Linked DNA regions of Homo sapiens: regions 1, 3 and 4 are each linked to region 2. The links are chromatin loops, found by intact Hi-C in ENCODE. Cell type or tissue: mammary epithelial cell. All regions are shown on one strand.

The links. Peaks named below come from ENCODE experiments on the same cell type or tissue, not always from the same donor. Only the 100,000 strongest peaks of a DNase experiment are listed, where the experiment ranks them.
Region 1: a loop joins it to region 2, with 7 times the contacts of the local background. A loop is called at or near these places in 6 of 110 quality-filtered maps.
Region 3: a loop joins it to region 2, with 15 times the contacts of the local background. A loop is called at or near these places in 2 of 110 quality-filtered maps.
Region 4: a loop joins it to region 2, with 3 times the contacts of the local background. A loop is called at or near these places in 2 of 110 quality-filtered maps.

Annotation. Positions count from the first base shown.
Region 1 is chr1:48,569,083-48,577,082 of GRCh38, reverse strand. The region is part of intron 11 of AGBL4 (AGBL carboxypeptidase 4); the gene reads left to right. Among named protein-coding and RNA genes, the nearest start is that of SPATA6, 100 kb to the right of the region's middle. In mammary epithelial cell, a CTCF peak has its summit at 4,248 (motif pointing left); no DNase peak of the experiment used is centred here; H3K27ac peaks cover 212 bases.
Region 2 is chr1:48,865,971-48,873,970 of GRCh38, reverse strand. It overlaps AGBL4 (AGBL carboxypeptidase 4), which reads left to right. Exons shown (of 14, transcript NM_032785.4): 6 at 6,741-6,780. Among named protein-coding and RNA genes, the nearest start is that of BEND5, 93 kb to the right of the region's middle. In mammary epithelial cell, CTCF peaks have their summits at 3,175 (motif pointing right) and 4,246 (motif pointing right); a DNase peak (open chromatin) is centred at 4,340; H3K27ac peaks cover 786 bases.
Region 3 is chr1:48,547,768-48,555,767 of GRCh38, reverse strand. All of the region lies in intron 11 of AGBL4 (AGBL carboxypeptidase 4), which reads left to right. Among named protein-coding and RNA genes, the nearest start is that of SPATA6, 80 kb to the right of the region's middle. In mammary epithelial cell, a CTCF peak has its summit at 3,155 (motif pointing left); a DNase peak (open chromatin) is centred at 307.
Region 4 is chr1:48,672,969-48,680,968 of GRCh38, reverse strand. The region is part of intron 6 of AGBL4 (AGBL carboxypeptidase 4); the gene reads left to right. Among named protein-coding and RNA genes, the nearest start is that of BEND5, 100 kb to the left of the region's middle. In mammary epithelial cell, a CTCF peak has its summit at 3,462 (motif pointing left); DNase peaks (open chromatin) are centred at 5,518 and 6,138.

The DNA.
Region 1 (8,000 bases), 300 kb after region 2:
AATAAATAATTGTTGAATGCATGAACGCCTGGAACATTTGAGGGGGGCTTAATTGGACAATAATTGGAACAAAGATGTTGAGTCATTTCTGCCTTTAGAGTAAAAAGAATAAAACGAAAGCAGCTTTGGAAGTAATGATTTGGGGAAATGAGGTTTCCTGTGCAGTAAAATGGTTTAGGCATCTTAACTGACACTATTAAGTTTGATATTGATCAACAGGGCAATGTGTCAACTCCCACATCCACCACACTACCCTTCTGCCAGAATTGAAGCTGATTTTGGCTGCATTCACAGAAATAGATTTGGGGAGTAAGGAGGTGTTGGCCTTTCTTTGCCCTGTTATGTCAACGACCCTGGGAACTGTGTGTTCATTTCTGGCCCCTACTCTATGTCGAATATTGATAAAATGGTGCACAGGTCCTGAGGCATCAGGTTGGAAAGGGAACACAAAGCTAGGTTTACCAACTGCCCTGGTTTGCCTGGGACTGAGTGAGGAGTTTCCCAAAACAGAGGACTCTGTGCCAAAACCAGGACATTTCTTAGCAAACAAAGATGGTTGGTCACCCTACCCAAAGCTATGATATATGAGGAACTGGTAAAAATAATTGGGGATATTTTCTTTGGCAAGAAGACATTTAGGGGCTACATATATGCTTTGGTCAAATCTCTAAAGTAGCAGTCCCCAACCTTTTTGGCACCAGGGACCGATTTCATGGGAGAAAAATTTTCAATGGACCAGGGTTAGGAGGGGAGATGGTTTCAGGATGAAACTGTTCCACCTCAGATCATCAGGCATCAGTTATATTCTTAAAAGAAGTGCACAACCTACATCCCTCATATGCATAGTTCACAATAGGGTTTGCATTCCTATGAGAATCTAATGCCAGTGCTGTTCTGACAGGAGGAGGAGCTCAGGTCATAATGATCCATCACCTGCCACTCACCTCCTGCGGTGCAGCCTGATTCCTAACAGGCCACAGTACCAATCCATGGCCAGGGGCTTGAGGACCCCTGCTCTAAAGAGCTCTCATGAAGCAGAGGGAGTAGATCTGTTCTCTGTGGCTCTAGAGGCTAGAACAAGAGCCAGTGGGAGATAGCTCCATTCTGAACTTTTGTGGGGAAGATAAGGACAGGGAGGGTCTGGAATCCAAGGCTACACTCACTGAGCACCTATGCTGTACCAGGCCCTATGCTGGTTTCTGGGGATGCAGAACTGAGTGGCTGTAGCCTATGCATGGTGAGGTTCCCAGGTGGTGGAGGAGATGGGCAGGAGAGTGACTGCAGGACAGTTGTGACAGATGGGAACACAGGACATGGAGAAAAGAAGCATCTAACCTAACCTTGAGGGGATCAAGGGGTGGGAGGAGGTGCAGGAAGGAAGCACCATCACTTTTACCAAGTCTAGAAGGATGAGAAGGGAGCAAAGTGCTCTGCAGGCAGAGAGACTAGTTGTGCCCAGTCCAGAGAGCTGCTTTCCTCCTGTGGACATGTCTGGGCCTTGGGTGTGAGTTAGGGAGTGAGAGGCAATGAGGCCGGAGAAGGCTATGGGAACCAGCTAGTGAAGCACCAGTGACCCACAACCACACCAGTGCTGCCTGGAGGTCACTGTGGCAGCAGCGGGCAGGATGAGTTGAATGGGGTCAGTTGGAGATAGGTGAACATATCGTAAGTAAATGCCACAGCACCTCACCAAGTAACACCCGCCTGCCCTTCTAACTCTTTTCATCTTTAAAAGGATGTGTTCCTGGGAGATCGGCTCTGAAAGTAAATCTAAGGATCTCCTTCCTCCTGATTCCCCTCGGGAGCCCAGATCCAGTTTGTCAGATCATACTGTCTGGCCAGAAGTTTGGGATATCTCCTAGTGGAATACTGGGTATTGGACAGTATTTTGATGTGAGATTCATGAGCCACATACTTTATTAATCCAGTCTCTGCTGCTGACTTGCTGTGATCTCGAGCAAATCACTACCCTGCCCGAGATCCCATTTGTAAAATGAAGGGTTTGGACAAAGGGCCTCCATCCTTCAGGCTCATTCAAAGGGTTTATTTAATTTAGATATAACATTTATTGAACATCGACTACGTGTAGGACATGGTCATCTTAGGATTTGCTGTGACCCCTGGGGCCACAGGGCCATTCTCTACAGGAGCACAAACTCTCCCTTTCTTTCAGAAAGACGCTAAAACTAGCATCTCATACCTCACTTCAGGCTGCATGCCCAGCCAAGACATGCTGCCTGTCTGGGATTTCTTATCCATCAATATTTTCCTTAAGATGATAAATGTGCTGCCAATAAGAGGAGGCAGCTGCCAACTCTGTCTGAGACAAGGGCCTTTAGCTGGGGTTGTGGCCGTGCTTGGCTTGTTGATATGTCTCAAGAGACAGGAGGTGGGAGTTGTGGCTGGGAGGGATGCAAGTTGGAACTTAGAGGGAGGAGGAGGTCAGGACCACTGCTCTCAATCCATGCAGTTTTGGCCATGAGTCAGTGGAGAGGAGAGAGAGGAGGTAAAGGATGCTTGGATGTCAGTTCAAAAAAAAAAAAAAGAAAAGAAAAGAAAAAAATATACATATTTTTATGGTATTTATGAAGCTCCTGCAGAATGCCAAGACCTGGGTAAGCCATCCAGAAATAAACAGCATTCATCAGTGTATAAAGTGTATTCGGAACCATCATTTCATTTGATCCCCACAGCAATCCGTAGAGATGAGTATTATTATCTCTATTTTACAAACAAGGAATTCAAGGGTCAGAGAAGGAGGTGCATTTTGTCTCTGTGTTCGTATCCTAAGCCAGGACCAGTCTCAGCCTCTAGAAGTACAGAAACTCAGAATTGGATTAAGAGGAAGCCTGTCCAGGTGGAACAGTGCATAGGTGGTGGGGCAATATCCTCACAGAAGCTTGAACTTGTTTCTTCTGATATTAAATCCTCTGATTGCTCCACTAAAAGACACTTTCTTTGAAGAAATCAGCCATATGATTGAGAAGCTAATAGCTGAGATATAACAGATGCCATCGTTAATAATAGAATGAAGCAAGCATAGTCTTTGGAGCCAGGCTGACCTGGGTTCAAATCTCGGTTCTGCTATTTACCAGTTGTGTGAACTTAGGCAAGTGACCTAATCTCTCTGAGCCTCAGTTTGTCCATCTGTAACAATGATTATTATATTTACCTCACAGTGTTGTTTTGAGTAGATGGAAGCAAAACAAATTCTCAGGTGCCTAATAGATTACCTGGAACATAATAAGCACTCAATAAACGATGCTCTTATTATTATTATTACTAGCCAAGTACCCAGTTGGATGAAATCTGAATAATAAATTCCTAGGTTATCAGAAGAGATGAAATCTGTTTGGATTATAGGTTTCATGGAAACTTCCATGAAGGGTTCTTAAGATTCCTAAGAGGTTCTTCAGATTCTTAAATAACAGCTTTCTTAAAGGTGTGTTCAGAGTACTCTGATACCCCAATAGAAATCTCTGTCCTCACGTGCATAGTTTGGAAATTTTACCAGGACAAATTCATTTAGGATTAGTCTCAGGACTCAGTCTACAGTCAAGATCTGTGACTAAAGCCAGGGTTCAGTCTGTGACTGGGATTTGGTATTTGATGCTCTGCTAGAAACAGCATATATTAGCCCTCCTTAGTCTGGTGTTGAGGAAATATGTTATGATAAAGAGTTAAGACACTTGGGTTCTCATCATGGAATTTAAGAACTGGAAAGTCCAGTGATTTTAATTTTTTAATGTGAATGTAGACAGCTGACACTTCATCTGTGCCAGTTTCCCACTCTCCCTACTGCACCTACCTTGTAAATATCCGGGCAGATCAAATGGCATAGTAAGCGAGAAATGATTTTGAAAACCGTTTCACCCTGGACTCAAAGAAGGGATGATTCCTGGTGAAGGGGAAGAGCAGGAGGGGGCTGGGGAGAAGTTGGAAGCATGTTGCTCTATTGGACAGAAAGATCTAGAATAGGGAAGGGGCAGGGGCAGGGCCTAGAGGAGGCGCTGGGCCGGTGTAGAGGCAGCCACAGAGGACCCAAGTCAGTTTAATTCCCAGCCTGTGTTAGTAGGGATGTGCATCAGAACCTAGCTCCATCAGAAGGATACTGGCCACAGGGCTGGTAACCCACTGAACTGAGCAACAGTCTGGACTCTCTCCAGCTCCTTCCCTCTGCCACTTGTCTTTGGGGGACCACAAGCTGCGGCTTTGTTGCAGTTGCCTGAGGTTGAAGTGCCCTCTCCTGGCCCCCAGGGTGCATGGCTGCTGTGAGAGGCTCCCTTCCACATCGAGGATTGGAAGGCAGCCTGGTCCTTTGTCAGGGCTAAGACCTATGCTCTGGAGGGCTTGAGCTATCTTTGTGGGGCTGGAGACAGGAGACGCACCCCCCCTTCAGTTCTCCCAGGTCTCTCTCTGCATAGCATTCCTCTTCCCTGATAGGTCATCTCTCTTTCCTCTTTCATTCCCCGTTTTGTTTTCATTTTTGTCTTTTTGTCTTTCTATTTGACTCTCTCTCTCCCACACACACACTCACACACACTCACACACACACACAATTTGCACATAACTTTATTACACCCTCTCTTACCTTCTCCACTTTTTATCTTCTCCCCCCACCCAACCTCCCTTCTTTCCTCCCACCTCTTCCACTTTTTTTTCTCTTTTTCTTCCGCCTTAGCTCCCTCTCTCAAGGCGAATAGTGGAAATGCATTGCACTAAATACATATTTAGTATCAGAAACTCAAACAAGAAGCCACTCTGTCCTCTCTTAAGTGGAGAATTAAGTATTCTCCACTTCGATGACCTTGAGCAATGCTTTGTGCTCTGACACCTTAACTGATGTTGAGGATTGAATGAGGGGACCTGTGTCAGTGCCTTTTACAGTGGCCTCTGACCTGGGCAGGGGCTCGGTAGTCCCTGTCCTTCCTCATATCCCTTTCAGCCCCACTCTGCTGCCTCCTTCTTTTGTTCTTTTCCAATTCTTCCTTCCCTCTCTCCCTCCTTCACTTTCCCCATTCCTCATACCATAGTTCAGATTCAGATTCAAATAGTGTAATACCTATTGAGCTTTTCATAAATTGGGGACTTGACCTTCACCTTGAAGGAACTGTTTTTGGGGTTCACTGTCTGTCACTTCTGCCTCCCCAAGAGAGGACAGAGTAGCTTCTTGTTTGAGTGTCTGATGAGGGGCTGAATTAACTGTGAACTGAGTTAAGGGACAACCAGAGGTTGTCAGCATGCCCAGAGGAGTCTCTGTTCCCAGTGTGTCCTACAGGAAAGGTTTGTGGTGAGAAAGTAATCTCCCGAGGCCCACATGACATCCTGGTGGATGTGTCCATGGGCCAGTTATTTTAATTTGCTTGCTCATTTATTTATCACTTGTGGTAAATTATAACAAAAGCACCTGCCACAATAAAGCAATGAAAGGCATTTCCTAGCCCTGAGCTCTTAAAGAAACATCTCACCTGGGAATCCATGTGGGGGCCCAGTAGGAGGCAGTGGCCTCTGGCTTCAAGAGCATTCCTTCAGCAGATGCCAACATGAGTGTCATGAGGATGCCTCTCATAGTGTCCCCTGATGAATGCCAAGGGCACAGTCCCAAAACACAGTGCAAGCACGCAGCTGTCTGAAGTCTAGCTAGACACTACACCAAGGCAAATGTGAGTAAAGTGCATCCTTCACACCATCCTCTGAGACTATCACATCTTTCAGCCCAGCTATGGAGAAAGCCAGGACAACTAAGTGGTGCAGGGTCAGGCAAAGGCCAGGAATGCGGGGATTTGAGCTGATGTGGCTCAGTGGTTGGGAACTCAGACTCAGAAATCATACATGTCTGGTTTCAGATCCTAGTTTTGCCACTTCCAGGCCCTGTGTGACTTTGGGCAAGTTACTTCACTGCTCTGAACTTCATATATCTTATCTGTTGAATACAAGTAATGGTACAAACTTTTCAGGGTTGTGGTGAGAATTAAATGAGCTAATGCATGTCAGTACCTAACACCGTGACTGGCTCCTGGTAAGGGATGATATCTATTATTACGCCTTACAATTCTGTGTGCTCGCTTCATGGGGATCCCAATAAGTCAGGGATCTGCTGACCAGGTGGTTGGGAGGCCATCTGATTGCCTGGATGGAGAACTGTCTGCACCACTACAGAGGCACACGAAGCCAGATGACCAGTTTTAAAGCAAAAGAGGATTCTTCTTTTGAGTTCCCTCATAAGAAAGTGTGACTGTAGTCGACCCCTACTTATACGCACTAAGGCAGACTGGAAAATCTCAAGCACACATCCCCTTGGCTAAGCACTTTAGTGATAGTATGTGCGAGTGGATGTCTGGGATTCTGGGAATGCACAACATTTACAGCATGAGGAAGGCGCCTGAGTTTTAGAAAGCTGGGAATCTCTCGAGAGAAGAGACAGATTTACTGTTTGCCTACTATGTGCCAGATACTGTGCTAAGTGCTTTATGGCTTCTTTAATTCTCATGGCAGCGTTATGAAGCAGTCACTATATCTTACAAGTAAAAAAAAAACGTTAACCCACGATATTAACTTACCTGGAGTCACCAAACTTGTATGAGGCATAGCCAAGCTCTGAACCCAAAGCCCCAGGATTCCACAGCACTGTTCTTCCTCCTGTCCTCACATCCAGACTGCCTGTGAGATTTCACCTGCCCTGTCCCACCTCTCACAGCCCTCCAGCCCCTACTGCTCCTCAAAGAGGCAGCAGACTGCGAAGCTGTGGCGGGACAGACCCCTCTCTCCAAATGTGGTGCACATTGCCTTCACTCTGCTTTGGTTTTCTTCTGAGTGACTGAGAGTTTCTACCTGGCCTAAACTCCTCCATACCTCTTCACCGGAAGGTGATTGTTGAGGGAAAGTTACTGGGCTCTGTTGAAAGTCATTTTTAGATTCCAGAGCAGGACAAGAAGGAACAATGACTTCACATGTGCATGACTAATTCAAAGAACTTTCATCTTCAAAATGTCAAACTTTATGGTCAGTGGCTGTTCCACAGTGAGCAGCAGCACAGTGAATATTAAACTACCAGGATGGCAGGGCATCTAGACTGGAAGTCTTTGTAAGGGCAAACAATCTCCAAAGGTGATGGCAAGTGCGGCAGGCCAGATTTGAAGTACAATTTGAAAACACAACTTCATTGTAAGTGATTGACCACCTGAGATTAAGATGTTCTAGGTAAATGGCACATATTAGCATGAATCTTTACTACAACCCCAAAAGAGTGGCATTATGGTCCCATTTGGTGATGGCGGAGGGTTGCGGGGCAGATTGATGCTCAAGGTAATTAGGGGATTTGTCCAAGGTCACATAGCAAGTATTTCTCCTGATTCGCAAACCCAGGTCTGTCGGCCTCCTCCAAAGCCTGCTCTTTTGCTACCACAGTACACTGCTTTTTGACTTCATGGCTTTAAAGCAACATGACCTTATCCATGTTTAGACCCACCAGTGACCCATCAATTTGTTCTAAGAAGGATTTGGAAGAAGTTAGTAAGGACCTACTTCATGTAACCTTAGGTCTGTGTCAAGAAATAAGGCCTTAGAAACAGTCCATTAGGTTCTGGGCTCCTGGAAATCAGGGAAACCAGGCTGGAATCCAGACTACCAGAAACAGCCTGTGTAACTCAGTAACTCCATTTTCCCGCTCTGGGTTTTCACTTTTCTACCTGTGAAAGTGTGAGAGTGAAAAACACAAAACAGATATTTACCAAGCACCTACTCTGTCACATGCCCTGTGCTGGGCATTGGCAATCGAAGATGAGTAAGACATTGCTTCTTCCCTTAAGGTGCAGTTGAATGAAGAAGTCTCTATATTCTTCCCTGATCAGACATTCTATGAACTCAAACTGCAACCACAAGTATGGATGATGGGTCAAGGACCTTCGACTCTATTCAGTGTGACTTAGGTCTGTTATAACCTAGACATAGGGTTTTGAGCTGTACCCTAATGGGCCCAGGGTCAAAGCATACACAGAGAC
Region 2 (8,000 bases):
CACGCAGAACCCCACACATCAAACCAGCCACTGAGCTCCCAGAACAACACGTCCCTTCTCATTCTGGGAGGTAATTGCAATGCAGTCGTGACCAAAACGAAAAGTGAATTTTTAACCATAGACTCGTAACTACCCATCAAGATGAAGAAGGCCAAATTCTCTGTGGTCCAATTCCTGGGTCCCCAAGACAGAAATAGAGTTTTCACAAAAATTATGGGGGTAGTGCATGAGTTTTGTATGGGTATGTTGATGTGTGCCTATTGGAAGACAAGGGGTAAAACTAAAGACCTCTTTTGGTGACCAATTCAGTGGGACCCTGTTTAGTTGCCATCCTGGGAGCAAGTAATCACCAAATCTGAATTGAGCATTATCTGTTGGTCAGGTGCTAGGCTAGTCCCTGAGAGGAGAGAAATAAAGAGGGCACAGCGCCTGCCTTCAGGAAACTCACACAACCACTAGAGAGGATGGAGGAGTGAGGAGGTCACGGAAATACAATGTGATGGTGCTCTGATGGGGAAGGACAGGGGAAGGACCCGATCTAGCACAGCCTTGGCAAGTTAAGCAACGCTTTACAGCAGAGGTAGCGTGAGTTAAGAGCCAAATAACAAGCAGGAATTAGTTAGACAGTTCCTCACTAGTTTGGGTATGGGGTTGTTGTTCCAATTAGAGGGAACAACATGTGCAAAGGCAAATGACGAAAGCACGGCAAATTTGGCAACCAGAAGTGGTTGATCATAGCTAGAGCTCAGAGTCTGAGAGGACAAGAGATGGAAGGCAAAAGCCAGGTTATAGAAGTCCTCCAAAAGCCACCTAAGGCTAAGATTTTGTCTTATAGGAATCCTGATGAGTTTTAAGATGTGCATTCTAGAAAGCTCACTCCAGCTGCAGTGTGGAGGATGACCTGTAGGAAAGAAAACTAGAAACTGGGAGAGCTTTAAGAGGCCATAGTAAAGGGCTAGGTACCAGATAGTGAGAAGCCCAAAGGCTCAGCCTGAGGTGACACAGAGATGTAGCCAGCACTCGGAAATCCTAGTATTCAACCAGTGCATTCCCCCACTCTGCCTGTTGCTCCCCCGTTTAGAGTGATTCTTCCTTTTTCTCTTTGCTTCGCCTTCCTGTTAGGCCCCTGGGGGTTGGCGTACGCTCTTTTTATGGCTGAGTACCTCATTGCCAGCTAGCTTAAATAACTTGCCTAGGATAACAGAGCTCAGAGGTTATAGAATCAGAATTCACCTTTGTCTGTCTGATTTTGAATCCAGCACTCTTCAGAATGCTTTCTTGGTTGTTTGTTTGTTTGTTTGTTTGTTTTGTTTGTTTTTAATGCTTTCTGTAACTGCAATCATAGGGGCTTCAGATATGAAAAAATAAAAGAGTATCTTCTAAGTTGAATATTGCCTGAAGAGTCTCCCAGATTCAGAAGGCTTTATCTATATTGGTAGGCTGCAGTAGCTGGGCTTTTCAAACTGGCTCCTTGTGACAAAATAAGCAAGTGTTTATCCTACTGGTATCTTGTTGATTAATGCTACCTTCCCTGAAAAGAAAAAGATTAGAAACAAAATCACAGTTGTAAGATCAAATGTATTAGCTATGACCATAAATATATGTGACTTACACTCTCCTACTTCAAAACAAAGATGCAGCCTGGGATGAAAAATTATATGAACATAATGTTGCACAGGATTAGACTTGTACTTCATTTATTATATATAAATACAATATCATTAAATATATACACATAGTGAGAAAGATGATAAGAAAATACACCAAAATATTAACTATGGTTCTCTTTCAGTGGTAGGATTTCATTACTTTTCACTTTTACTCTGAATTTTCTGGAAATATTCCCAGTTCTTGGTTGCAGTTGACTCAAAGCAATTTTTCTACTTTTACTCTGAATTTTCTGGAAATTTGGAAAATGACAAAAATCAGCATGTGTGATTTTCATAATTATGAAAATTTTAAAGATAGGTTCTTTAACTTAGGACAACTATAGTTTTCAGAGAGAATAATTGAATCCAGAAAAGGTCCAAAGTTCTTGAGTAAGGTGTCTAATTAGCCCAGCTTTTAGGACTTCTACCTTTGGAGAAGTCCACTGTGACTAGAGGTGGGGTGACATGGTACTAATATAACAGCATTCACTCGATGCATGGGGGAATAATGGATAATTCCTGGAGCAAGGGTGCTGGTGGACAATTCCTCAAGCATCCACTATAGACACTCTGGCAATCCCTGGATACCCAATTCAGAGGTTACTCCTGCTGACCTTAGAATCCCCACCCTCCATTGTCCTTATGAGGTCATACTCAGCATTCACCACACAGTGGTTAAGCAAAGAAATTGGTTTCCTCTGAATGTCCATGGGGCACCATGTTTATCAGGGAAGGCTGGATGCAGGGGTCATACACAGCCAGGAGTCCACATATCTACTCCTGATTGATCCAACGCTGGCATACCCACATTCCTTCAGTAGTCCATAGAATCCCACACAGGCACACTTGGATGCATTCTCCTCCATCCAAATGTGGAACTTCTTTGTCTGAGATGAATGTCCTCTCCCCGACCCCAAACGCACATACACACACAAACACACACACACACACACACACACACACACACAACCACTACTACACATGTGAAGGCTCTGCCTTCCTTAGACTGTAGCTTTTGGTCAGAAAGTGGTTCAAGAGTCATCAGGCCCTGTCTGCCTATTAAACCTGCCACCTACCTTACTGGCTTCATTTCCTCCCTATCCTACCATCCATATTAAAGGCTCTTATCTCTCTCAGTTGGCAACCAATTATAATAATTTGGTAATTCTTTATGTCCAACATGCCCCTCTCTGTATATGGCTGATTGTACATTATTGGTCAAATTCTATAAACCATGTGCTCTATTTTTACAAATGCCACATAGTTTTCATTGGCAATCTCAAATGATTGTGCCTGGTAGACTAGTAAGGAAAATTTTCACTTCATTTCAGTCCTTTTATTTTTGAATGACTTTGAGGGAATTATTTAAATATTCCAGTTTCTTAGCTAAAAATTGTTGCAGAGTCATTCTGGAACATACACTTTTGTTTTCGTTTGCACCTAGAACATGCAGGTTTTGTAATCCTGTTTTAAGAGCTAGAGGTTAAAACAACAGCCTACGCATATCTGCTTGTGCCACTAGGTGGTGCACACATATGTCAGTGATCGGTGGGTTAAAGGGGCTTATCACCAGGTTAGTGTTAATTTATCACCACAGAGGTGGTACAGACAGTAGGAGCTGTAGGAGTGGGGAGAGATAGTAATGCTCTGGGCAACAGTAAAGAAGGGAAACCCTCCCAGAGGAGATGGATTGACAGTATTCCTGGCTACAGACATGGCAGGAGCAAAATCTTAAAGGCAAAGAACCCCAAAGATGTAGCAGGGGAAAAGTCTTGGAAAAGAAAGAGCATGTTTACTCTCCATGCTGATTAATTCCTAATCAACAGGGTCATTGCAGAGGCATAACAGCATAGTTGAAACATTTATTTGAGCTAGATGACATCAAACATTCCTTCCAGACCTTTGTTCTGGGAACTGGGGACACAGAGGTGAAATGACATAGCCCTGTCCTCAAGTAGGATCAGTGAGAAAGGCAGACAATGAAGACGGTACATGATACTTTCTCCTAGTGAGAAAGACAGTACATGACAAAGACAGACAAGGAAGACAGTACATGATACTGTCTTCATTGTCTTTCTCACTAGGATCCTACTTGAGGATCCTAGTGAGATAGGCTTTGCAAGATGCATTGGAAGAACAAAGTGTGAAATTCTGTTCTGAGGAAGGGAGATAAAGTGGTTAGGTTTGGGAGGTGGTGTTCAAAGAAGACTTCATGGAAATCTTGAGGTTTCCATGGTTGAAATCTTCAGGAAGGTTGAAATCTTCAGGAAGATTTCAAGAGGGTAGACAGAGATGATAGCATAAGCAAAGGCATGGAGGTTTGAAAGGATAATGTCTGTGGATTTGGGGACTAGTTCAGTTGAGTTCAGCCAATACTTACTGAGGGGTACTCTGTGACATGTACTGATTTTACTAAAATTAATAATAGGTGTTCTAGGCCCTTAAGATGCTCCTCATCTAGTGAGAAAGACTGATACATGCACAGAAAATTAAAATGTGAGAGGATAGTTGAAAATGTGGTCCCTTTTAAAATCTGACTCTGTCCTTTGAGCCCCCAGTGTGCTGGCTACAGGTTCTCAGGGAGTTCTACACCAGAAGAGGGAGCCTGTAAGCACACTACCTGGTTGCGTTTGGCTCCCAGTCACTGATGGCATTTCAGTCTCACTTGCTCATTTTAGAGTTGCCAAGTTTGAGGCCAGAGACAGAAAGCCAGGACACAAGCCCAGGCCTGTCTGACTCTGTCAGCTTTTCTTCCCTTTTTTCTTTAAAGAATCCTAGGCACAGAGTTGCCGTTTAGCAATAGTTCTTAATTAGAAAAAAATACATTTCAGACAAATAGGCCATCTTCACCAACTGTGATCATCACAAAGTCAAGTGTATGAAAAAAGGACATGATGGATTCTTCCCTTATGTATGAAGAAAGTGCCAAGCCACATAGGTTGACCTTGGCAAAGGCAGCTTAAGCCAGATGTCCCACTGGCCTGGTTCCGTGTTAGGGAAGGAAGAAGGTCTGGCTCCAGCGTTCCTTCTAGCCCACATGCGTGGGTGGGTGTTTCATATCAGTGCTAGGATATGTTCTTACTGTGTAGATTAGTGACATCTTAGAGTTGCATTGTTTGCTTGAAAGTGTCAACTGGAATGAATTATGAGTTGGCAGGAAAACAGGTATGTGTGTTTGAGAAGGCACTGGAGGGATCTGGACCTCCTTTTAGGTACATGAGAAGTCATTGAAGCAAGGGGTAGAGAAATCTTACAGAGATTTTGACTGAAACAGATCAAAGTTAATGAAGAAGGAGGGTGACCCTGAGGAGAGGGAGATTTGAGACCAGGTCTTATGAGTAAAGGACAAAGGACCTGGGAATATTTAGACTGGAGAGAAGACAACACAGATCTTCATCAGCTCTCCAAACTATTGTCATGGACTGAAGTAGCTAGAAACAGTGATTGTGTCATCAGGAAGCAGCTTTTAACCTTGCTCAAAGTAGACCTGTCTAACCAAAAAAAGTAGTGGGTTCTCTACCAAGAAAGAAGATGAAACAGAAGCAGTTTATACAATTGGTGGGGACATTTAGGGGGTCCCTGCCCACGTGGCAGGTCAAATCTCTGAACTTTAAATAAGTAAAATTCATGAAAAAGTAAGAGCCATCTTACATAAACCAAGGATCAGATGTTCTGTAATAATAACAACATCAATACTGCATAGATCTTTTTATTGAGAACCTTTTAAGTACCAGGCATCATGCTAGATTATTTATATTCATTGCCATATTTTGGACTCTAGAGTCAGAATCAGAACTGACTAAATTTTAATCCTGACCCTGCCATTTAATGAAGATGTCTTGGACAGACAGTTTCTCCCCTCTAAATATCATGTCCTTCTCTCCTGTACAATTGCCAGGAGTATGAAAAAAATTGATACATCAAAGTACTTAGTACTGTGCCTGACCACAGTTAGTATTTTAAAATGTTTCTGCCTTCCCCTTTCTGCTTAAGCAGAATTTTAGGAAGCCATTCTTGGATAGAGGCAAGATAAAGAGGGAAATGCAGGGGAGGTAAAATATAGCAAGGCCTCCACTGCACAAAATACTAGGTGATTGAAAGCTCCTGCAATTTGTAATCTAGAGCAATGACTCTCAAAATGGAATTTGTTTGGACCTCTTTTAAGAAAACAGAAACAGAGATTTCCAATACTATTTAGGGAAAATCAAGTGTAGGAAAGAGAAAGAGGTCAGCAGGAGGACTGGGACTTAAGGAACCCTGACTCAAGTCTTTAGAAGGGCTGCTCACCACTTCACCAGCTGCAGCCTCCTGTACCCACTTCTCTACCCTCAGGTTTTCATGGCATCCAGTCTAGGACAGTAGCTGTGCTGTAATAGGGAACAGGCCTTTTGAGATATTGATCACCTCAGGCTTTGGGGTATCCAAGGCCAGTTGCTTCCAAACATAAGCTGCCTCATCCCTATAGCCTAGTGTGCTAGACAAATATTATTCTGTGTGAATATTGTGTGGTAAAAAAGGATAAGGATTCAGTTAGAAAAGGAATGGTTGGTCATCACTAATTGAAATTGTTATAGTATTATGAGCAGACTTAAGAATGAAACCAATCTAGAAATATCTTGGTTAAAAAGAAGTATCTGGAGGGTGGCAGTACAACAGGCACTCAAGGCAAAGAGCATTGCCAATATATCGGACACTCAACCAGTGCAGCCAGTATAAGCAAAGGGAAATCTAAAGCTATCTGGTACAGAAGAATGAGCCCATGACTGGGAAACTGGAAAGGGACCTTCTCTGTGGCTCTAGGTGAGCCACATTCTGCTCAGGGCCTCATTTTCCATAAGTATGGTATAATTTGTCTGAGAGACCTCTAAGCTCTAACCACCTACGCTTCCAAAGACAAACAAAAAGCCCATCCATCCCCCTTTGTCTCTAGGGTACAAACCCTCTCTGCAGAATTGGAAGTGAGTACCACATTCCGTATGATTTACCCTGCAGTATGTCCCAACATCCTCTTTGCTTGTCCGCCCTGACCTGCTAAGCACAATTTTGGCTCTGGCTCAAATCAGTGCCCTCACAGTGTGTTTTCTTTTGCAGCAACAACGAAAGCTTGACCTCCTGACGATAACCAGCCCTGGTGAGTAGGCGTGGCCCTTCTGCCTTTGCTTTTCCCTTATTTCTTGAATGATGCCTTGTTGCCTATCCAAATGCAATTCTTGCCCTTCTCTTTTGGCTCCCTGAATGAACGGCAGAACTCTTGCACCATGAATGATTCTTCTCCTCCCCTACCCTCTGCTCCACAGGCAGTTTATTTTCTCCCTGCCAGCCCTGTGCTGCCTCCTCTTGACTATGGGTGGCAGGGCTGATACTCTGGATGTTGCTGCATATTCTAGGGTCAAGTTCTCTCCAAATCACTCATTGGACCCACGTGTCAAGGAAGTCTCCCAGTCCCTGAGAAATAAGTTTTAGAATCATGTGGAATGGAGAATCTGCTTGGAAGGTGCCATAGAATGAAGGGAGGATGGCTCATAAGATTGGGCCAGTCTGGGAAAGTGAGCAGATTTGGTTGGCTGTGTAGAGGGTCAAGATAACTTTTGTCTCTCACTTTTAAGGGAAGGTCAGGTCCACCCAAAAAGCTGTGACCATGACCATGGGATTAAAAGGTCTTTTTTCCCCTCTATAGCTGACATCTGGCCTAGAAGAGGCTGAGCAGTTTAATTCTTTCAGAGAGGTATTTTACTCTGGTTTGGAAACTTAAGGCAAAGTTGGACAAAAAGAGGTACTGTTCTGTCTTATGATCATGGGGATGATGGTGCCAGCAGGGTTAGTGAGCATTTGAGAGTTGATGTGGTGGTTATCTTCATCCATGGGTGATATTCAAAATATTTAACAGCCATCTGCTATGCTAGGCATTAACACTTTGGTTACTGGACTGTGGGGAGTTGGGGTTCTGGAGGAGGAGCTAGTGTGGCACAGTGGTCATACGGCAGGTTTGTGGGTCTCAGGGGATGACTAATTACCAATACATTTGGATATGTTTCAATATATTAGTAACCAGCATGGCTGAACTCTGTCAGCCCTTCCCTCCACAAAGCCTACCATGCTGTATCCATGGGCCAGTGCCTCACTTTCAAAGAGACTGAGATATTGCCCTCTGTAGTCACTATCCTAGCAATTATCTGGTCTACATAACTAGGGTATAAAAAAGTGACTGCAACTGTAAGGTGCAGCCACTAGTTTGGGTGACCTTACTATAGTTCTATACCTGACAGAACTCTTTGAGCTTGAGACTTCTGAAGAATAAAGATAGAATTAGTTCAAAAAAAGTTTACTCTATTCCATAGAATGATCTACATT
Region 3 (8,000 bases), 320 kb after region 2:
CTAACTCACCATTCTCCCTGGACCAGGACCATTCTTCCTGTCTGCAGTCTGGGTCCCCTTCAAATCCCACTTCACCAGGGCCACAGGAGAAATCACCCTGGAACCAAATTTGAGCATTGTGCCTCTGTCTCTTAAAACCCTCCCCTGGCTTCCCATTATCTGCAGGAGAAAGTTCATACTCATAACATCACACAAGGCACTCATGATCTGTGCTTGCATTTTTCTCTTGCTTCCTTCTTTATCTTTTAGAAGATATTCCAGCCGTGACAAACATCTTCAAAGGGATCATCATGCCTCAGCATGCTTGCACATGCCTCTGCCTTTATTCAGGATGCTGTTTCATGCCATTCAACTCTCTTTACCTGGCCAAGTCTTACTTTTCCAGTCACCTGGATTTCAATCTTATACTGTATTTGTTGGTTGGTTTACTGCCTTTCTTCCCTTGTGAGCTCTATAAGAGTTTGTCGTTGTATGCAATTGTATTCCTGAAACTAGAAAAGTATCTGGTACATCATAGATTCTCAATTAATTGTTGACTAACTTGTTTAATAAAGAGTTATCTCAGGAAAAAAAAAAAAGACAATCTTACCCCCTCAATTCAGCTCAGGTGTTTCCTATTCTGAGAAGCTTCCAGGGTGTCTCCAATATTAAATCCCACTTTTTGCACCCTGACTTCCCTTATTTCCCCTGCCATAGTGTCATTGCCCTAACTTGCAACTTTTATTTACATGTCTTCTCTAAAGGCTGCTCAAGAACAGGGACTGATTTCTCATCTCCAAACCCATAGCGTCTGGCACAGTACCTTACACAGCAGATACTCAATAAATATTGAATAAATGAATTAATTTTAAGAAAGTTAAAATAATAAAGAATTATAGCATAAAAATAATTTTTCAAGCCACAGGCCTTGTAGTAGGACAGACCCGAGTTTAAGTCCTAACCGTCCGCTTGCTAACTGAGTGGTATTAGAAAGGTGACATCTCTGAACCTCAGTTTTCTAACCTATAACACAAGGATACCAAAATCTACCTTGCTTGTAATAAATGAAACTAGCACAGTACCTGGAAAATAGTCCGTGGTCATCAACATTAATTTCATTCCCTAAGTTTTAAGTTCAAAACAACAGTTAAAAAGAAAGTAACATCACAGCAGAAAAAAAAAATCATAAAATGTTAGAACCATGAGGGTCCTAAAGATTGGGATTTAAGTTTATAATCACACACTTCCTAGGCATGGGATTCATTGCTGTTTTGCTTGAAATATAACAAGGATGTCTCAAAATGAGGAATAAATGCAAGGAAATGACCAATAATGAGATATTATAATGGAGTTTCACTATAATAATAGTCATTCTTTGGTGAAACTGTGAAGCAAGCCAATTCCTCTTTATTGTCTAAATGGAGAAACTGAAGCCCAGGAGTGGGTCAGTGACCTGCCCAAGGCATACAGCATTTGGTGAAAGCTGTTGCTCAAATATAGGTCTCTTGATTCACAGGACATTGCTCATTCCATTAATCCATGTAAGTGCTTCAGATTCAGGCCTAATCAGGGGTGAAGACACAAGAGCAGGGGAGTGGGCTTCTTTTAAAGGTAGAGGACCCCATGTCCTGTCCCTCCAGCAAACCCTTTAGTGGACCTTTTAAGTTCTGAGCCCAGGATTTGATGCTTCCCAGGAAAAGACCGAACCCCAATTCTCACCCACAGAATGGCCCAGACTTCAGCTGAGTTTTGCAGTTACCTCCTAGGGATCTTCTTTGCTGCACTGTTCTTTGACCGCTGCAGCAGACTTGGGCCACAGGACTCTTTGAGGTTTTCTAGTTAAGTTAATGCAGATGCACTCAGGATAGATTCTTCATATTGTTCATTCCATTTCAAGTCTAGCTTGGTTTTACTCCCCTGCACTCTGCCAGATTCTCACTAATCGCAGAAGAGTCAGACTATAACAAGGGAACAGGTTAGAAAATGAGAAGAAGGAACATTACCAGGAAGTTGGTGATAAACTCAATTATCTCTATCCACAGACCTAGAGCAGAGATTCTTAACATTTTAGAAGATGCTGATTTTTTTTTTGAAAATTGTAGAAAATTATGAATACTCTTCCCAGAAAATTTACACAGTTTGTCAGTAGTATCAGAGGGTTCAGGAACCCCTTAATGGCCCTTCTGATATAGAGGCTCACAGAACATCGGAGCTGAAATGTTTCAAAACATCGGCAAGCCAGTCCCTCCTCCAAATTTACAGATTGGAAAACTGATACCTAAAGGAGACTTGCTCCAAGCAAGTGCAGCCACTCAGAAGCAGAGCTGAGGCCTGAAGCCAGGCCCATCAGAACTCCTCTCTTCCTTCTCTCTTCTCCGCCACTCCAAGATCCTGCTATGCAAATATTTACTTTGGTCTTCAGTCTCATTTTTAACTGTGCATCCAGTTGAAGCTTCTAAAAATATATGTGAGACAAGCAGGAGCTGAATATCTCTCAGAAAAGCAGAGCCCCCTCTCAGGTTGAACTGCATCAAAGTCCCAGGCACTGCTGAGCTGGGGCCCAGCTGGGCAGGCACAGCTGATTCCAAGAGCCAATTTTCAGAGCCACGGTCAACTGTCAGTGGGGAAAGGGAGGCACTGCTGGGAAATTGCTGGTGCCTGGATTGGAGGAGCAGGGGAATGAGGAAGCCATGAGGCAAGTGATAGTGTGGGATTTGGAGAGAGAGATTAATTTCCCTCTTGAGTGAGAAGTGGGTCTGAGTTAGACAGACAAGCTATAAATACCAGCAGTCTTGGGCAAGTAGAGAAGGGAGAGGCATCTCGGGTATTGAGGTGTGCTAGAAATGGAGGGAGGACACTCTTCCCTGCCAAAGTAATGAGGAGGGTGATTAGATAACCGTCTTACTAGATTAATGCAGCCTGTGAGTGGTATCCCTCTCCCCTTCCCTGTCTCCAAGGATCCATTCAGGGATTACTTTTTTCTAAGTAGGGAAGCCAAGACCCTTCCCAGTCAAGATCCTGCCCACCTCTCTCATGTCACTTGCTGTATCTCCACCAGATACTGTACAACCACTAGACCAGTGGTTCTCACCCCCAGGTGTGTTTGCCCCAGGGAGTGTTTGGCAATGTTTGAAGACACACTTGGTTGTCACAATGAGGTGGGTGCTGCTGACATCTAGTGGGAGAAACCACGGATGCTGCTAAACACCCTACAATGCACAGGGCTGCCCCCACAACACAGAATCATTTAGCCAAACATGTCAATAGTACCTGGACTATAAACAGATTGAGAGCACAGCCATTCCTGTTTTGTTTACTCTACATAGCCAGTGTGAATGTTCTGTATACCTATTACATGGCCCAGCACAGAGGAGGTGATTGATAACTTATCTGTTGAATGAATCAATGAGTAATAAATAATGAATGAGGCTGGGTGCAGTGGCTCATGCCTGTAATCCTAGCACTTTGGGAAGCTGAGGCAGGCGGATCATAAGGTCAGGAGTTCGAGACAAGCCTGATCAGCATGGTGAAACCTCGTCTCTGTTAAAAACACAAAAATTAGCCGGGCATGGTGGCACACACCTGTAGTCCCAGCTACTTGGGAGGCTGAGGCAGGAGAATCACTTGAACCCAGGAGGCGGAGGTTGCAGTGAGCTGAGATCGCACCACTCCACTCCAGCCTGAGCGACAGAGCAAGACTCCATCTCAAAAATAAATGAATGAATGAAAAATAAATAATGAATGAACAAGTGAATGAATAACAGCAACCTGCCTAATGTGGTCTGAAGTCCAAATACCCACCAAGGTTATCTCATCCAGAATCAGGCACATTAAAAATGAGGTCAGATCTCCATCTGATCTAGCCCACCAGCCTCTAACTTGGCTTCTCTTCAAAAGACCCCATTAGGGTGATGGGCAGCACTGTCACACCTGATAAAGCTGCTGCACATCTGCTTGGTCAGAAAGGATATCCCCTGCTCCAGGGAAACGTTTTTCCCAGGGTAGAGCGGAGAGTGAGAATTAGAACTAGAGATCATCTAGTTCAACTGCCCGCCAATTTTACAGGAGAGGAAACCAAGGCACACAGCATGGAAGAAACCTACAAGATGTTATACCAAACGTCCAGAAAACACAGAATTTTACAAATAGTTTCTTCATCTCTCCCCGTCTCTGTCTCTCTGTTCTTTTCTTTCTCTCTCTCTCATCTTGATTTGTTTTTGTCTTGCTTTTTCTCCCTACCTTTGTTCATAGGCCTAACATGCTAAATAACTCTGGAAACAAATGTGAATGTGACACACTCTTGTCCTTGAAGAGCTCATACTTTGTTGGAGATGACAGTTTCATATGTAGTAATGATAATAAAAAAGCTACTGCATACCAGCATTGTACTGGGTATCTTGGATATATAATTTCTAATCAATGCAATAATCCTGAGGTAGGAAGCATTATGTATTTTAGAGATGAGGACACTAAGGCTCAGAGACAGTAAATAGCCTGCCCAGGTTCACACAGCTAAACATGTAGGAGCCAGGATTAAAACCCATGCTTTTTGGACTTTAAACCTGGCCTTCTAAATACATGCACAACGGAATACAGTGTCAGGAGATAAGGCTTATACTAGCTTATGGAAGGCCATGAAAGCCAGATCTGAGAATTTAGGTCTTACCTTGGAGGTGACAGTGAATCAGTGTAGGGTTGTAGGTCAGGAAGTGACAAGGTCAGCAATTGTGAGAACATCATTCTCAGCAATAATGGGGAGAAACTGGAAGCCAGAAGACCAATTAGGATGCTGAAGCAATAGTTCAGATAAGAGACAAGGATCTGAACAATGCAATAGCAGTGGAGGAAGAGGAGGAGCAGGTTTACTATGTTTAAGAAGTACGGTAGGCAACATTGCCCTTGAGAGGCAGCAAATAATGCCAGCAAAAAGCACTCTGAAATTAGACATATCTGGGTCTGAATCCTGGTAAATCCACTTGCTGCATGTGTAGGTCAGGTGGGGTGGAGTTGGTGGAGCACCCAGCAAGGTGTCTTACACAGAGCCAGAACTCCACCCCTGATACCCAGCACCTTCATCCTGGGTATGCCAGGATGTTTCATCTGCCAGCTCTTAGCTAAGCAGATGAAATCTCAGGCAGTGTGGAATAGGCTGAATAATGACCCCCAAAGACATTCGGTTCCTGATCCCTAGAACCTATCAATAATACCTTATATGGAAACAAGGTCTTTGTAAATGTTATGGTTAAGGCTCTTCAGATGGGAGGTTGAGACTATCCTGGATTATCTGGATAGGTCCTAAATACAATCACATGTATCCCTAGAAGAGACAGGCAGAGAGAGATCTGACATACACTGAAGAGGGAGGAGGCAATGTGACCATGGGGGCAGAGATGGGAATGATATGATCACAAAGCAAGGAATGCCAACAGCCACCAGAAACCAACTATTTCTCTGTTTTCTCCCCGGGGCCTGTGGAGGGAATGCAGGCCTGTGACACCTAGATTTTGGCCCCAGTGAAACTGATTTCTGACTTCTGGCCTCCAGAACTGAGAGAATACATTTCTGTTGTTTTAAGCCACTAAGTGTGTGGTGATTTGTTACAGTGGCAATGGAAAACTAATTTCGAGCCTTATAGTTACCCCAAACTTTAATTCATTCTGTGATGGATTGGACACTCTTCTCACAATTTCCGTATAAGCATTCATCTCCAGCATCCTCCGTGAAGTGAGCCTTTCAGGAAATACCTACTCTGTGGAATTGCATTTCACCCATCAAAAAAGAGGCCTCCCTTCCCGTCCCTATCTGTGTCTCTCCACCTTCTTCTCTCAGTCCTTCTCAGTCTCTCTCACTGTTCCTGTCTCTATTTCAGTCTTATGCATCTCATTTACAGTCTGTCCTCTGCGGCTGTGCTTCTCTGCATTTTTTTCTTTTGTCTCTTTCTGTCTTATCTTTTGCCTTTCTCCCCTCTCTCCCTCCCTTCTCCTGTTGCCTACATTTATATCTCTCTCACACCTCTTTCAGTTTGATTCTTTCCTTTTCTGTCATTTGCTCCCTGTTTTTCTCTCTCTGCTCCTCACCCCATTTCTCCTCAGTTTTCAAGCCTGAGTCTCTCTCAGCCTCTCTGATTATCCTTCTCTCCTTATCTTCTTGCCTCATCCTGACCAGTTTCTCTGTATTTTCCTGTCCATTTGCATCTCTTTCGCTTTTGGTCTCTGCCTCTGCGGCCTCTTTGTCTCTTCCTCTCTCCTGCTGTCTCTCCCTGACCCTCTAATCCATCTCTCTCTATCTCTTTCTCTCTTTCTCCCTCTCCCTCTCCCTCTCCTTCTCCCTCTCCTCTCTTTCACAGGTCTTCTTACCTAGGGGGTGCCTCTGGACTTGCCTGCAATGGGAAAGGACTCTGCAATTGCATCTGCAGCCTCCACACTGCACTTCAGAGAAGGATTCACCTGTTTAGTCATGCACTTGTCTGACACTGTGGGAGGATTGGTGAGGCAGGCAGAGACAAAAGATATTTCATTGTCACATTTTTCTTCTAGCTTTACCTAGAGGCTCCTAGGCAGGTGCCTCTTAATATTCTAGCAGTGCTGTCAGCCTTACCAAAGAGAAATCACTTTTCCTTGGCCTATCCCTCTGCACAATTAATCTTCCCCCTTTAATGGTGATCATCTGTTGCTGGGAGGGGCAGGAGTATGAGCAGAAAATGAATTCTAGGTGGGAGTTTCCAAACAGGGAGCAGGTAGGAATTCAATTTTCTTATTTGGAAGCAGGATAATGGCAAGAAAAGACCTTTATGAGGACAGGGATGTGTCTGTTTTCTCTTTGTTGTATCCTAGCTCCTAGAACAGTGTCTGGCACATAGAAGCCACTTAATATGAATATATAAATGAACAAATGAGAGAATAAATCAATGGGTTTCAATCCTCCTTGCGCCAATACTTGATGTGACTCATCAGACAAGTGACTTCTGATTTTTCATCTGCAAAATGGAGATGGTAATCAGAGCTGCCATGGCCCACAACTAGGGGGAAAGGAGAAGTGGGTTATTGTGTCTGAGAAGTGGGGCAGAGCTCAGCACCCTTCAATGCAGTCAGGCCAGCTGAGCTTGCTGAGGGTTCTAGAAGAGCTGCAGGGAGTGAGAAGTATGGAGAAAGCTTCAGAGATGAGTCCACAAGGGGAGGAGCAGGACAGGGAAGGGAGGCCGCAGGCCAGGCGGGAGGATGTGTGTGAGGCTTGTCTCTGCCGAAGCTGCTCTGGGAGGTGAAGAGGACCTGGACCTGGAGACAGAAAACAGCCATTACCACGAAAAAGGTGTTCCTGACCCCATGAGGGAGGACTCGTCCCTGAGGTTGATTATTATCCCCAGTTTGGGATTGGGCTGGATTTAGCAAGAGCCTAATTGTGAAATGACTGGTCAGGGCTGTGTTTCAGATGAGGAGGATTAACTCCGCTTTGGTGCTGGCCAGCACCTTCACCTCCCCCAAGCCCATTCCCACCCACCTTCTCAAGGAAGCCTCTCTGAGCACTCTACTTAATGCTGCGATCTTCTTCTTGGCCCCAGCACTCCCCTTACCCTACTCTTTATCTTTACTCCATAGCACTTATCACGTTCCAGCATTCTATATAATTTACACATGTATTATTAGGTCTACAGCTTGTTTCCCATAGCTAGAATTTAAACTCCATAAAGACAGAGGTCTTTGCCAGTTTTGTTCACTGTATATCCCAAGTGTCTAAAATAACTTGGCACATAGTCAGTTCTCCCTAAATATTTGTGAGTGAAAGAATGCAGATGGGATTTCTCATAAGCTTATTGTATTGAGGGCTTTGCTTCAATGTACCATGTTAACTGAAAAAGGACTCAAGAGACTACATTTACCCACAGAGAAGTTAGGCCCAGTGAAGGGAAATGGCCCAAGGTCACATGGCTAGTTAATGATGAAAACCACATTGGTCTCTTGATTCCCACTTGTGTGCACTCTCAAGGCCCCAGATCTGAGGCCCTGAGACAGGAGAACAGAGGA
Region 4 (8,000 bases), 190 kb after region 2:
AGTACACCAGGTGACTCTCACTCATGCAAGTTTGGGGATTAACGGGTTGAAGAGCATTGCCCCATTCTCTATTACCTGCAAGCAGGAGCAGTGGCCAACTCCTGGAAACAGCTCTGCCCCAGGTTGCACTCTCGCCCTTTGTTCAAGGTCAGTTTCCTTTCCTAGCTGGTAACTTAATTTGATTGCCCCTTTATTGCCTGAATGAGATCCTTGTCACTCACCACAGTCTCCGAACATATATTGATATTTCAGAGCCTTGGGTGCCAAATCCCCAGAGCCGCCTTGCCAAAACTCTGAGTTAAATATCAGCACTTAGTCACGGAGGGAATTCTTCTTCGGCCTTGCCACAAGGTGGCCGTCACCTTTTCAGCATGTGCCACTGAAATTCGTTGTGGTTTTTCTAACTTCCTGGGGCTAAGCTGCTATCCTCTGGGACAGGGTCGGGGAGTGATTGTGTTGAGAGCTGTTTTGTTGTGTGTTCTTTTGTACAAGGTCAGCTTCTAGCAATCATTTTTTTTCTGATCGCCTGGGATTGCTCTCATCTATGAACCTGTACCACAAGAAGCACAATACATCCCAGGAAAGGAAAACAAATAAGCAAACAAAAAGCTCTATCTTGAGCTCTACTCAGTTTGCAAGGTAACGGACACGATCTTACTGATCCCCTTGCAGCCTTCAGAATTGTGCTGCACATTAATTAGAAATCCAGAGCCCTGGAACAAGGGAAACGACTTTGTGCTTCAATTTAATTTGTTCTCATTTTTTGACAGGGTTAAAGTTCATCTTCCCAGTCTGAATCTGAAAGCAAATTATAGCTGCGTCATTTTTATATTGATGTGCCCAGACTAAAGACCTTTGGAAAACATTTCTTCTGGGAATTGATCTGGCTGACAGTGTTTTCTCTCAATTCCATTTAGCAAACACTGACTGCAGCCTTACAATGTGCCAAGAAGTGTGGTGGTTGCCAGGAGTGAACATAAAGGGAGAGGATGCAGTCTCTCCCCAGGGGAGGTGGCCATGGCACAGGAGAGGTATAGCACACAGAGGACAGCAGTTACTAAGCACCGTGAGCTGGGACACACGGCGGCCTCTGGCCGCAGAGATCAGGGTGGGCTTATTGGAAAAGCGACTAACAAATTGGGCTTTAGAAGGTGATAAAAGCAACATAGTAGCTACCATTGCTGACTGCATGACCTGTGCCAGTGCCGTGCTAATGTAGATGTGCCACTTAATGTCACAACCACCTCTGGAATAAGGAGCAGAAGAACTCAGTGCTTGGAGATCAAATCCTGGCTTATCCACTGGCTAGCCATGTGACCTGGAGCAAGTGAGTCTGATTATCAGTCTCTTGCTCTGTGAAATGAGGGTGACAAGAATGACCCCACAGGGTGGTTGTGAGAATTAAAAGAAATCACCCACACTGATGAGTGCAGAGGTGGGCTGGGAGGGAGAGGTGGAGAGGATAGATAAGGCAGGTTCCCACGGCTGTGGTCACCCATTGAGATCACCCCCACTGTGGCCCTGGTTGTACTGAGCAGGCTTCATCGTCCTAGGCCTGTCAGGCAGCCTTCTCTCTGACACCCCAGTAACAGCTCAAATAATATTAGCCATGATTATTGCTGCACAGCCAGTGGTGTCAGAGCTGGAATTTGAACCCAGGCCTGTCTGACTCAGAGACCCTTGATCTTAACCTCAATCTATTGCCAAGACAACTCAAAGTAGTTGCAAAAGCCAGTGTCTATGCACAGGCCTTCTGATTCTCTTACATTCTTTCCACAATCTGTACAAATGTTACCCTAAAATCAGAAGCCCTCCTCTAAGAACCCTGTGCCCACCCTTCAGGCTGAGCCAGGGGGTTCCCTCTGGGCTCCCCAGTACCCCGTGCTTCCCTCAATCAACTCAGTGAGCACTCAGAATTCCACTGTCAACTTGCATATCCATCTCCCACACTAGACCATGTGGTCCTAAGAGCAGGGGTTGAGAGCAGAGTTTGAACCAAAGTTGGGAAATCACCCCATGTTCAAATTTTCTCAAACAGAAAGTTTCCCTTTAACAGTAGCAGGTAGGAAATGTGTGTTAATAAACCATGGTGCTGGCAGCTTTAAAATATTAATGATTTCTAGAATTGAAAATGCAAATTGCTGTCTGGAACTCCTCCACTTGGCATTAAAGAGAAGGGCTTTGAAAGGACACCATGGGGAACTCAGGAACTGGAGAATGGCCTTGCTAGAAGATGGGAAGACAAATAGACATTTACCACCTTTGTTATTGCCACATTTGCACCATTAAAACGCAAGAGCTAGTCACTGGGTGCTATTTGAAGGCATGGCTTTAAAGTGAGCAGGCTGGGCTTCTCCATCCACTTCAACATTCACATATGGGGTACCTACTATGTGCCAAAAGAGGGCATGTGTGGAGGGAGACAGCTAAGATCCCAATCTGGCCCGGGTCAGCTCAGTCCACTGTGGGCTGTGGTCAGGGCTCTGACCTTGAGCAAAGAGAGGGCATGGGTTCCGGGGAAATTCTCAAGATGTGTGTGAGTGGAAGGGACTGGGATTTTTCTGACAGGTGTTGTTCTCCCCCTCAGTCCCTTAAGTAAAGAGAGGGGTGCTGTGGAGCCAGTTTGGTCCTAAGCATGATCCCTGGCCCTTCTCTCAAATCAAGAGCTGAGGGGAAGCTGAGTGACATCCACAAGGCAACTGGAGAGAGCAAAGGTGGGGCAGAAGGGCGGGGGCGGCGGGATGGGTGAGGGCAGGTCCCCTGGCTGTGGCCAGCAGCTGTGCAGTTACCCCACCGTGGTGCTGGCTGTGCTGAGAAGGCCTGACCATCCTAGCGCTGTCAGGCTGCCCTGTCCCTGACAGACAGGCTGGGCTTGTCACTGCCCCATCAGAGCTCCCGAGGTACTTCGGCAGCACAGCCAACTGACACCTGCTTCCTTTCGATGACGTGTTCGTAGTGTCAGGCAGTCAGAAACTGTGTCCTGGGAGGGCCCCCGTCTCCTAGTAGCCTACCAGTTCCCATTCTGCATCCCTCTGTGTTTGTGGACCAGCTCTCTAACAATGAGCTTTGCCCCTTCTTTCCAGAAATCCGGAGGTATCTCCCCATCACCCTAGTGTCCCCAAAAAGTTGGGAGGCCTCTCCTGAGGCTTGACAGGACCCTGACTGTGGTCCCTGTGTGTCTGGCTTGCACTGTTCTAGGGGCTTTTCTGCTTCCTTCTGGCTCTTTGCTGTGATCTGGGTGTGTGACGTTACAAGGACAGGAAGCTCTGGATAAGTGAGGCATCAAGCTGTCAGGGAAGAGCGCAGGGTTTTGGAGTTAGACTGACGTCGCAGCTGCTCATCATGTGGACTGGGGCCAGTGGCACAGCTCTTTAACCTGCCTGCAGGACAGAGATCAGAGTGCCAGCCGTTCTGCAAGGCTGGCAGGATCCAATGAGCTTATATAAGTAATGCGCCCCCTGGCGCCTGGCACAGAGCAGGTGCTCAACCACCGAGATTTCCCTTCCTTTCCCTTCTCCTACCCTCCTAGGAGCCTGGATCTGTACCCTGACATGCATGTATTTGGACCCCTTCTTTGCTGTGGTGGCGAATATGTTAATCCTCTTCCTTCATCCTTTGAAAAATGTCTTTCTCCTTCTCCTCATGCATGCAGCTTACGTTTTCTTACAAATCCAATCTACTTGCAGGAAGCTTTGTGAGTTCCCTGAGACACTGCACGTCTATTATATTGGTACTTCTTGTCCTGTTCCAAGGAAAAGACTGTGTCTGAGAAAAATTATTTGCTTGATGTAGGCATGTTCTCTTGTCTACTCACCCCACACCCTTGCCTGTTGTTCTGACCAAAGTGGTGTTATCAGAGCCAGCCCCAGCCACTTACTGGGGCTTCTGATCCTCTTGAGCTTAAGTGTTTTAGAACTGGAGGGGACTGAGAGACCACCTAGCTCCGCCCCTTCTTATGACAGATGGTGAAACCGAGACCCAGGGAGCAGAGAGCCTGGGCCAAGCTCACACTAGACCACTGGTCCTCTTCTCCTTGTGGCTGCACAATTTGCAGCCACAATGCAAATTAGAAGAACAGTTTGCTGGAGTTCTTCCCCAGAACACTGAACTAGAATCTTGGTGGGGGCAGTCAGTGGGGTGTTCTGGGCATCAGTATTTTTACAAAGCTGCTGCATGGTTCTAATAAGCAGCCAGGGTTAAGAAACAGAAAATAAACCGTGTTTCTTGCCAGTGTATTAGCCTCACATACCTAGGGGAAAGCGTGAAGGAACTGTCCACAGGAGCCTGTTTCTGCAGGATGGTTCACCAGGGAGGGCCCAAGATGAGCATTCCCCTCTGCAGACGCAGAGCACCTGACTGGGTGTTCTTAATCAGGTATTTCTATTAGTCAGTAAACATTTATATCAGATTTCCTATGTGGCAGGCACTATTCTACGTGCTTTACAAATACAACCTCATTTCCTCCTGAGGGCGTTCCTGTGAGACAGTCTGCTATGATCCACATTCTATGGACAAGAAGAGTGAAGCACAGAGAAGTGAAGTAACTTGCCTGGGCTCACACACTCAGAGAGCAGCGCAGTCACTGCGCTTGTGCCTGAGTCCCTGTTTGTTACCATTATGCTCATTCACCTCTGGGTTCTCAGGTCACACTTGCAGCACCTGCCAGCACCTTCAGACCTTCAGACCCCCCACTCAAGCCTTTCTAAATGAATGGCTCTGCCAGAAGGTGGAAGGTAGGACTGAAGGTTTCTGAAATCAGTAATACTGAAAGCTACCTTTGTGGAGCACTGTGATTTATACATCTCTCCTTACCTAGTTTCTGATGAAACCATGGCGGAGCCACTTACCTAGGCCATACAGCTTCAAACCCAGGTCTGTCCAGCTCTACTTCCATGTACCCCAGGTATAACCTGAGGTAGAATTTGTAGAAAGAATCCAGGTTTATCCTAGGAGTTTTTTCGAGGAGCACATAATGGCATTCTATAAAAACACCCTCTGGAAACATATCCTGTGAATTAAATTTTTATAATTTATTTTATTCAAGAAAGATTCCATTCGCTGGTGATGGCATGGCCTAGAATTTAGGGCACAGGGTGGAGAAGTTATATAAGAACTGCTCAAATGTTTCTGATCTAACATGTAAAAATCCAGTTCACTGTGAGACCTTGGTCAAATCACTTTTTGTCTTAGAGTCTTGGTTGTAAATGGTGACATTAATTAGACCATACTCAGCTCTAATGGTCACTGTTCTGTGACTGCTGTGTGATATCAGACAGCATCCTTAACTCCTCTGATTTTTATGGTGGTAGAATCCTCCTCACTGGAACAAAAAGTAATTGCTACAGGAGAGTTGGTGTTAAGTGTAGCTGATTGCTTGTTAATCCACTTACAATGATGGATGTTTTAAAATCCATTATTGAGGACTATTGCATGCCAGGTGGCTTCCCATGCAGATTTCATATCTTTTTGACATTGTCCTTTTGTTTCAGCCACGTTGATGAGGCTGCTCTGACTCACCTATTTTGATATGCGGACATTTTGACACAGCTGAGAAAATAAACCATCACACCTTCAACTTCTTAAAAAAACATTAGCAAATAATGTGGCATGGAGACATTTCAGGCTAGTTCTTCTCATCCCAGAATTTCCCCCATCCTTGAGCTCCGCTTCTGTCAAGGGGGTCTAGGGAGGGGAGAGAGGGAAGAGATTGGGCTCAGGGTGGGCTCTGGGTCAAGGCTGGGGATGAGGATGGCAGGAACAGTAAGGAATTGGTGGGAGTGAAGGACACTGAAGATCCAACATGCGATGGGTGTGGCGGGGGGGTCTGTTTCACACAGTACCTAGTAATTTTCCAAACCAATTTTACATTTAGATGCAGCCATTTCAAAACCGTTACATCAAAACAACCATGTCAAAATGCCCTTCTCTGTCTGAGACAAAGAAAATGAGTGCCAGGAAGATATGAATAAGACAGGGCTTCTGCCCCCAAAAAGCTCAGAGTCACCAGAGGGGAAAAGCGGGACAGAAAGAGAAGCAAATTACTATTATACTGCTGGGCAATTGCTATAATAGCAGAAGGGGCTGGGAGGGAACAGAGCAGAGAGTGACTCACTGCCTGGGGGTGAAGCAGGCTTCCTGGGGGAGGGAGTGACTGGGAGCTCAAGAAACACATGTAGAATGACTAATAATAGCCACAGTTAATTGAGGACTTACCATGTGACAAGCACCGTTATTAGTACTTTATTTTAATTCATCTAGTCCTCACAGCCACCCAATAAGATGAATATTATTATTCCCATTTTACAGATGAGGAGACTGAGACACTCACAGGTTGAGTGACTTTCCCAAGACAACACAGCTAGTAAGTCGCAGAGCTAGAATTCTAAATCAGGCACAGCCATACCTAAGGTCATGCTCACCCACCCATCCCCCCCCTCCCCGCCCCAACGCGCCCAACACCCCCAGCCCACCTACAGCATTCTGTGGCCTCTCTGTGAGTGAACGACGGCTTGGGGTGAGGGAGAAGGAACACCAGCTTTAACGTTAACCAGACCTGGGTCTACTCTGCTCTCATCACTTGCCAGCTATATGACCTTGGACAATTTGCTGATCCCAGCCACCTCTTGAGTCTTATTCCTCTGGTCCTCATTCTCCCCAGCAGACATCACTCAATAACCGATAGCTGTATTTTATTGACATGGTAGATATGCGGCCAGCGTGAATGTATGGCAGGGATTCACAGCCATTAACAAGACAAAGTTCCCTTTGCCATGGAGCTAATGCCCCCAAGGAGCCAGCTCCGAGGACCCAGGAGCGTCCTCTGGACAGAGGTGTGAGGAAACTAGAAAGGTGTGAGGAGGTGTGATGAGTAGGTGAAACAACAGTAAGAGGCGAGCGTGGGAGGTGGGCAGGGGACAAGCGGGCTAGGGAGTACCGCCTGGGTTAACTTCGAGTGTATGGGGAAGCCGCTGCAGGACTGGGAGTACGGGAGTGAGATCCATCCGCCAGAAAATGGGCTACAGGGGAGGAAGGAAGCAGCAGGAGGCTTCTGTGGTTGTTCAGACAACATGCAATGGGGGCGGTGTTGAGCTTGGGCAGTGGCAACAGAAGTAATCTCCCTGTTGAGTACCTGAATGCTTCATAAACTGTATAGTCCTGGGCATATGGGAGTTGGTTCAGAATCATTACTCTTATTTCTCCCTCATGACTGACCCTTCCTTGCCTTCCTTGGCTGTCGCCATTCCATAGTCTGTTTAACAAACTCGTGGGCAAGGCATGGGTTGGTTTGTTTTCTCAGCCCAGAACAATTGGTTTGTTTTCTCAGCCCAGAACAATTCAGCTTCTCTGGCTCCTCTGAAGATGTCATGTTGAGAGAGAGAAAAAAATTACACTCTTTAATAGAAATACTTTTCCTTCATTAAGTGAAATCTCCAAAGCCCAGTAGCATTTTCGGTGCTTATATAAAAATGCCAGTGGGGATTTGAGATTGAAAGTGGTATTTTTATACAACTCAATGAAGATCTCAATAGGAAAGAAAGAACACTCTTCAAATCTGAGTTCCTCCAGCATTGGGCAAGACAGATCTTCCACTCAGGGTCAGGATCACATTACTCCCAGGCCTACAAGGAAACTTTTCCTGAAGCTCTTGGAGTGCTCATATATATCAGTTCTCTGCTTGGGGAAATTGTATTAATAATGTCCTTCCAAGGCTACAAACCATTTAACTTGAATTTCTGTTTGCACCTCAACTCTAATAACTTTGTACAAAACCTCAGGTATTTGTAGGAGTTTCAGTCAGACGCAGATGTGTGCAGGTGCCTGCACATAAGTACAAACAGAATAACATCTCTTTAGTATAGCTGGGGAATCAAATTTCCCCTTGGGAATGTCAAAAGAAAGACTAGTCTCCTGAGATAGAGAAGGTTCAAATTCCAGCTCAGAGTCTTACTAGCCTGGCAGCCCCGGGCAACGTACTGAGCCCTCACAATACAAATTTCAAA